2 separate regions of the Mus musculus genome follow, and region 1 is linked to region 2. Evidence: chromatin contacts called from ENCODE Hi-C or POLR2A ChIA-PET data. All regions are on one chromosome and are shown on one strand. The core of a region is the stretch at or near the end of the contact, and the rest is flanking DNA. Distances in the headings are between cores, read along the strand shown. Region 1 overlaps Macrod1 (mono-ADP ribosylhydrolase 1). Region 2 overlaps Macrod1 (mono-ADP ribosylhydrolase 1).

Evidence for each region. A loop is a pair of places that touch in the nucleus more often than their neighbours do. ChIA-PET counts read pairs that join two places held with the same protein, here RNA polymerase II (POLR2A).
Region 1: a map of heart shows a loop between it and region 2 (1.9-fold over the local background). The contact joins two enhancer-like sites. A Hi-C loop is called at or near these places in 2 of 37 maps with a recorded cell type or tissue (gastrocnemius and heart). POLR2A ChIA-PET finds 5 or more read pairs at or near these places in 2 of 5 experiments (Patski and embryonic stem cell).

The regions. Positions count from the first base shown.
Region 1 is chr19:7,147,706-7,150,811 of GRCm38, forward strand. All of the region lies in intron 3 of Macrod1 (mono-ADP ribosylhydrolase 1), which reads left to right. It also overlaps a transcript of Flrt1 not described here. Among named protein-coding and RNA genes, the nearest start is that of Gm38621, 26 kb to the left of the region's middle. Within about 2 kb of position 1,751, at least 1 of the 3 ENCODE cell types and tissues checked has a DNase peak (open chromatin) inside an H3K27ac peak, as active enhancers do; it is heart, where a contact is called at or near this core.
Region 2 is chr19:7,109,343-7,112,541 of GRCm38, forward strand. The region is part of intron 3 of Macrod1 (mono-ADP ribosylhydrolase 1); the gene reads left to right. It also overlaps a transcript of Flrt1 not described here. Among named protein-coding and RNA genes, the nearest start is that of Flrt1, 5.2 kb to the left of the region's middle. Within about 2 kb of position 1,774, at least 1 of the 3 ENCODE cell types and tissues checked has a DNase peak (open chromatin) inside an H3K27ac peak, as active enhancers do; it is heart, where a contact is called at or near this core.

The DNA.
Region 1 (3,106 bases), core at 501-3,000, 38 kb after region 2:
CCCCACGCCTGAATTTAGCACCCAGCTAAGCTTACCCCAAAGCCGCCCTCTCTCCTAACCTTCTAGGCTACAGGCCCAGGGTAGCCTTAAGACTTCTCAGTGGTCTATCCTTGGTACCATAAAAGAAAACAAATTATTCAGAGTGGCTCAGAGCCCCACCAGAGCCATCTGGAACTCATACTAAACAGAGTAACACTTTGCTTGGAGGTTTGTGGGTGGCCATTTTACAGCTGGCCCCTGAGGTCACAGAACAGGGGTCAAAAGGCTGGGTTAGGATGCTGGGTGAGGAGAAGTGTCCTTCCAGAGTGTCTGTCAAGTGGAGACCAGCCAGCCCAGAGCCTAGGGCAATAAGTCTGATCTGTTTAATAGTGGAAGGAACCGTATGTGAAAGGAACAGTTCTGCCACTTGTCAGACCCCACCCCATACCACAGAGCCCCCAGGATTGGCATCGTGCCCTTTCTGGGTTCTCAGCTGTCCCTGGTGAGTGCCAGCCAAGCTGTCTGGTATCACCCAGACTCTGGCCCTCTAGGGCATGGGGTTGGAATGCATGAGAGACAGGACTGGCTGCCCACTTGGGCCCTGAGCTGTCATCTCCAGATGGACCAGGGTTCCGTCTATCCATCCTTCTGTCCCTCTCAAGCAGAGCCTCCTGTTTCCACAGCTGCTCCCCTGCCCCCACCAGCCTCATCCCACAGACGGCTTGGTGAGGATGTGGGTGTGAATTTCCACGAGAAGGGAGGCCCTCCCTCATTCCAACAAAGAATCATAGCTGGGCAAGAGGAAGCAGGGAGGGACAGTAGATCACAGGGAAGATGCCCAGGCAGGTAAGGACCCCTGGGAAGTTTGCCAGACAGCCTCAAAGACAGGAAGCAGCGTGTGCTGAGGTCCAACCACACAGCCCCATTATGCCGCGGGGGCTGAGTTAGACTCTGGATCCCATGCCCAGCTCTCTGCCAACCCATCCCACGGCCAGGACAAATCCGACAAATTGTGCTCCAGTTCCAGAGACACTCTGGGGACCAGAGGCCTGGGCCAGAGGTCTGACAGCAGATCCCTCATCAGAGCCTCAGAGAGCTTTGCACACACAGCTGTTAGCAAATGCCAGCATGGCCTCTGTCCCACCCTGCCTTGCCAGCCTGCCTCAGTCACCCTGAGGGACTGTGGCACATTCAACAGTTACTAGCCAGAACTAGTGCTAAGAGCTGCACTCCAGAGGGGCCTGAGCATCTCCTATTCTCTCTCTGCCCAGGGGAAATGGAGGCAGTATGGAGGAGCCAGACAGCCAACTGGCGCTCCATCTGTGACCGTCATCTGTCCATGTGTCCATCCACACACAGATGGGTGCTTTAGTTTAACGAGCCAGGCCCTGGAGAGTGGAAGCCAGGGATGAGGCTTTATCAGAGCTCACTGCCTCAGGGGGGTGAAGGAGACAATGGACAGCCAAAACTTCACATGCCCAGGGCCCTAACCCGTGCTCTCCTTAGTCCCACAGGGCCAGAGCTGCTGAGCCAGAAGCTGCCCCCTCTCTTGCACCCACCCGACTCCTGACCTGTGCAACATGCCTGTATGTGTCAGGGGTGTGAGGGGGGGGTGCCTGCTTGATGAAGGGCAACTCCACCCACCCAGAACCCAGCTGCCTCCAGCTGGTATTTAAAGAGGTGTCCCAGGGTGACTGGTGCTCATTCCACCCACCCCGCAGAGTCCCTCTTGAGGTAAATCAAAGGCAAAGCTGCCAGCTACCCTTCACCCACACACACGCTCTGCCCTCTGAAAGTGCCTCAGCCAGGCTGGCTCTCAGGCAAGTTACGATGGGGACCGCAGACTTGGGACCAGTTAAGTCCCCAGGCTGCTCTCAGGACACACAGGTCAGTGTGAGGCGGAGACTGGCTGGGGATGCAGGGATACTTTGGATGTAGCCAAAGTTTAGCTGGTTGTTTTAGGGGATGCTGAGAATCACAGCCTGACACCTGCTAAGCACACACTCTCCACTAAGCAGTGACCTCGGCTAACCTCTGTTAATAAGGAATACTAACAGGCCCTAGAGACTGGTTGGACAATGCCACCCAAGGTGGTGGCCACATCAGAGAAAGATGGCTGACAAAATGATTCTGTCATGGCAAGGAGGGGCAGGCTCTGTTGGGGTACAAGCAAGAACCAAGACAGCTGGTCAGAGTGGCAACAAGAGGGAGGGGACTGGCCTTCTCTGAGAGTCGAGGGGTGTGATTCTCTCTACCCAAGGAATGCTGGAACCATTTAACACGGGAGAAAACCGAGACCCCGAAACTGGGGCTTGCACTGGTGTAGACAGAGCCCACCAGCTGAACGCATCCTGCCAGGTGCCTGAAGCACAGAGGAAATTAAAAGGGGTAAGGGCTGCTGACAGCATGTTCCAGGGAACCCCACCCCCACCCTGTTGATATTTACTGGAAGCGCAGCTTGGATTTATAGAACTGTGTTTCCAAAGAGCTCAGAGCCGCATCACAGGCCAGCGCTTGCTGTCCTGGGGGAGGGACACATCCTGCCTTTGCAAACTTGTTAATAATCCTCCTTGTCAGGCAGTTCCTCCTCTGTCTAACCTAAATCTCTCCTGTCATGGCTTGAGCCAACTGTCTCTGCCATGGCTTAGTGCATCCTGAAGCAGGCTTTGATCTGTCCTCTGCGCCCCTGGGAGACATAAAGACATCTCTGAGGGTGGTGTGGCCTTCTTTCCTGGACCATAGTTCTTCCTCCATCAGCAGTGTTCCTTCCCTGGCCCTGGCTAGTACTGGGCCTTCCCTGTCCTTGGGGGACATAGGGGGACTCAGAAATGTGGATCTGGGTTTCCCATTCACATTCACAGACTAAGGTGACAACTTCTCTTTGTCACAAGGATGCAACCCTCCCTTCCTAAACCTGAACTCACTGGAGAGAAGTCAGCCATATATGAGGATCACAGGGCAGGGAGCCCCACAGAGCAGGGAGCCCCACAGAGCAGGGAGCCCCACAGAGCAGGGAGCCCCCCAGAGCAGTGTGCCCCACAGAGCAGGGAGCCCCACAGGGCAGGGTGCCCCACAGGGCAGGATGCCCCACAGAGCAGGGTGCCCCACAGAGCAGGGTGCCCCACAG
Region 2 (3,199 bases), core at 524-3,023:
CATCCACCCAGCCTTCCAACCATCCAACCATCTCCCCTCCATCTTGTCTACCTTGTCTATGTGCCTACCCACATTCATCAATCCACCCAGAATCCATTCATCCATCTGACCCACACTCATCTGTCCATGCAGGATCCAACCATCCATCCATCCATCCATCCACTTTCATTCCGCCTATCTCTCTGACCACCTATCCCTATAATCCATTCAACCATCCATGTGCCTCACCTAACAAACTCAGTCCAATCATGCTCCAGGCATTGTACAATACGCTGGGGATCCGAGGAGCCCAGTCCCTAAGAGGTCTCAGCCTTGTGGGGAAGCCAGTGGCTAACAGAAACCACAGTGTGATACACATGCCAGGCGCAGCTCAGGAGAAAAACGATGAACGTGAGGGGGAGCTTCCTGAAGAAGACAACACTGTCCTATGATTGTGGCACCCTTCAGGCTCTGCTGACAGACACTTGAGAACCGGGTGGCAGCAGTACAGCCCACATCTGTCCCTCAGGGCTTGTTGCAGAATTTGATGGATCTTTAGTTTTTCTGTTCATGCTCCCTTCTAGATCTATGCTTGCCGATATTAATTCCTGTATTAACAATTAGCCTACCTGCTTTGCTCCAACCTCTGGCTCTTAGGGACGGAGTTTCATGTGCATGGTATTAATCAGACGCCTGGTGTGTTCTGTGCAGACCCAGGTAGGCTCAGTGGCTAGCCCATTTAGCCAATCACATTTGATATGAGAGTGTTGCTGCCTCCTTGGGCAGAGCTGTCCGGGAGCTCAGAGGGCAGAGTTCCCATCAGAGCTACAGGCTGGAGATGGGGGCAGCAGGGAAAGGGGATTTGCTCTCGTTTCGAACTACAGGCTGCAGGCAACAGCTGTATCCTGCTTTTCCAGATGAAGGGGCTGTGATCAAACAGACTTTGTTCTGAGGCTGCTTACTGCCCCGCCCCTAGGGGGGCCAGACACAGGGCCTGCTCCTTTCTTCTTCATCACTAAGGGTGGTCACTCCTCTTAGGCTGGTAGCTTTGTCACCACAGTAGCAGGTCAGAGTGACAAGGACGGAGGGCTGCAGGCCAGGAAAGGGGCCAAACTGCTCTTAAAACAAGGTCAGCACAGTTGAGTTGAGTAGGAAGAGTAACTGAGGCAGGGGGGAACAGCATGTGCAAAGGCTCAGGGTGGGAGGACTTGTGCCCTCTGAGGGCTGACGGCAAAGCTCTGGGTCAGTGGAAGGCAGCAAAGCTGGGGATGGGGGGACGAGAACCTGGCTTCAGAGGAGCCCTGATCAGTGTGCTGAGGGACCTGGTCTTCATACCAAGAGTGACAGGGACCCTGCTGGGAGTGTCCAGGCAGGAAAGAAGAGGCTCCCACTTGCAATTTCAACAAATCCATGTGGAGAACTGGGGATACTAGGAGTGAGGGCTGGGCTGGGGGCAGTGGGGAACAGGGTCCGGGGAAAGGAGCTGACTCAGGAAGCCACCAGGTTCTGCTCCCTGAAGCCGTGCCTGGTATTCCATGGGTACCATTTTCCTTGCTAGAGCAGCTGAGCGCTCCTGGTAGCACCAAAGTGGGCTGGTTTCCAAATGGCTCCCCAGCCTCGGCTCTTGGCAGTTCCAGACAGGGGGAGCACAACATGGGCCCCAGATGCTGTGCTGTGGCAGCTGGGAGCACGACTCCTTTTCCTGCTCTGGAAGTAGGGCTCCTCCCTCTGCCTCTTCTTATGTTGCAGGCAAGGCCCGGCACAGCCTGGCACCCAAGGAGCAGTGGAGTGGGAGGGGTAGAGGTGAGTCTGCTTAGCAGTGTGACCCTCCCAGTCTGCTCTGCTAGGACAAGTGCCTCCTGACAAAGGGCAGGGTTTTAGGGACTGGTACGTGTGTGCCAGCCAGGTCGAAGGTACCTGTGGGAGTCTCCACTCTGGACCACTGCCAGACTCTACCTGTAAAGACAGATACATCCAGAGCAGGGAGGCTAGCAGGAGTGTAATCTCAGAGGTGCATGTGTGTCGCTGTGTGTACACATATGTGCATATGTGTAGGCCAAACGACAACTTCAGGTAATGTTCTTTAGATGCTGTGTGGGATAGACCTAATCTGAAGACAAACCCAGGCCCTCTGCCACAGAAGCCTCTCCCTTCACGGATGGGCAGCTGTGGTGACAGGTGGCCTGTGACTTTATTCCCACTTCTTGGTGCTGAGAGGCCACACAGGGCATGGACAGATGCCACCTGCCCTGCAAGGGCTATGTCCTCTCTTGGATGACCCTGCTTCTGCAGGCACCAGGGCTAGGGAGAAAGAGGCCCCCCGATTCCTAGGATACGGCTCCCCAATGTAACCAAGCAGTGGGAGCGATTAGAGCCTCTGACTGGAGAGACAAGAACAGGGATGAGCCAAAGAGGCCCTGGCTGCACAGAGTGGGCCTGTGACTTTGAAACCTCCGACAAGGGTAGTGGAACTCCTGGGCTGCAGAGCTGTGAACGGACACCAAGCAGGGCAAGGCACAGGTGGCTGGGCTCCCAGAGGGACAGAGGCTGTCCTAAGTCTCTGCAAGGAGAGTTCACCAGGGACCATTAACTTGGGAGTCGGTCATGGAGGCTGTGGCCTGACATGGCCCATTGCTCTAGGCCCATAGGATGGGGCCGGAGTGGCCACCTCTGGCCCATGGGAAACTGCTGGTCCTCTGTCTACCAGTGCCCAGTCAGGAGGTGTCTCTGCTGGCCAGGCCTTACTCATTAGGCTTTGCTGTATCTTGACCCCCCCCCCCCCACACACACACACAGACACACATACCCAGGAGGGCCTTGACAGGCCTGGGGAGCCATGATGATGAGTCTGGTGCCAGTAGCTAAGGCCAGAACCTCTTTCAGGAAATTGACCCACTTTTGCCAGAAACATCAGTGGCTTCTTGACCCTGTCTACCTGACCACGGTGCCCTCAACTGGTCTGCCCGCTCCCACTTTCATCTCTGAGCACTCTCACATGTCCCACAGCCCCAGTGATGGACCACACACTGTAGGTGTGTGTATGTGTGTGTGTCTGTGTGTGCATTTTGGTGCCTTTTGTTTTTTGATGTAGGGTCTTACTGTGTAGCCTGGGCCTTGCCATGATCTTCCTGCCTGTGTGTCCCTGATGCCAATACTACAGTGTGTACCACTGTGCCTGGCCTCCCACACTGTAGCTCTTTTAATTTATTTGTATGTGGAT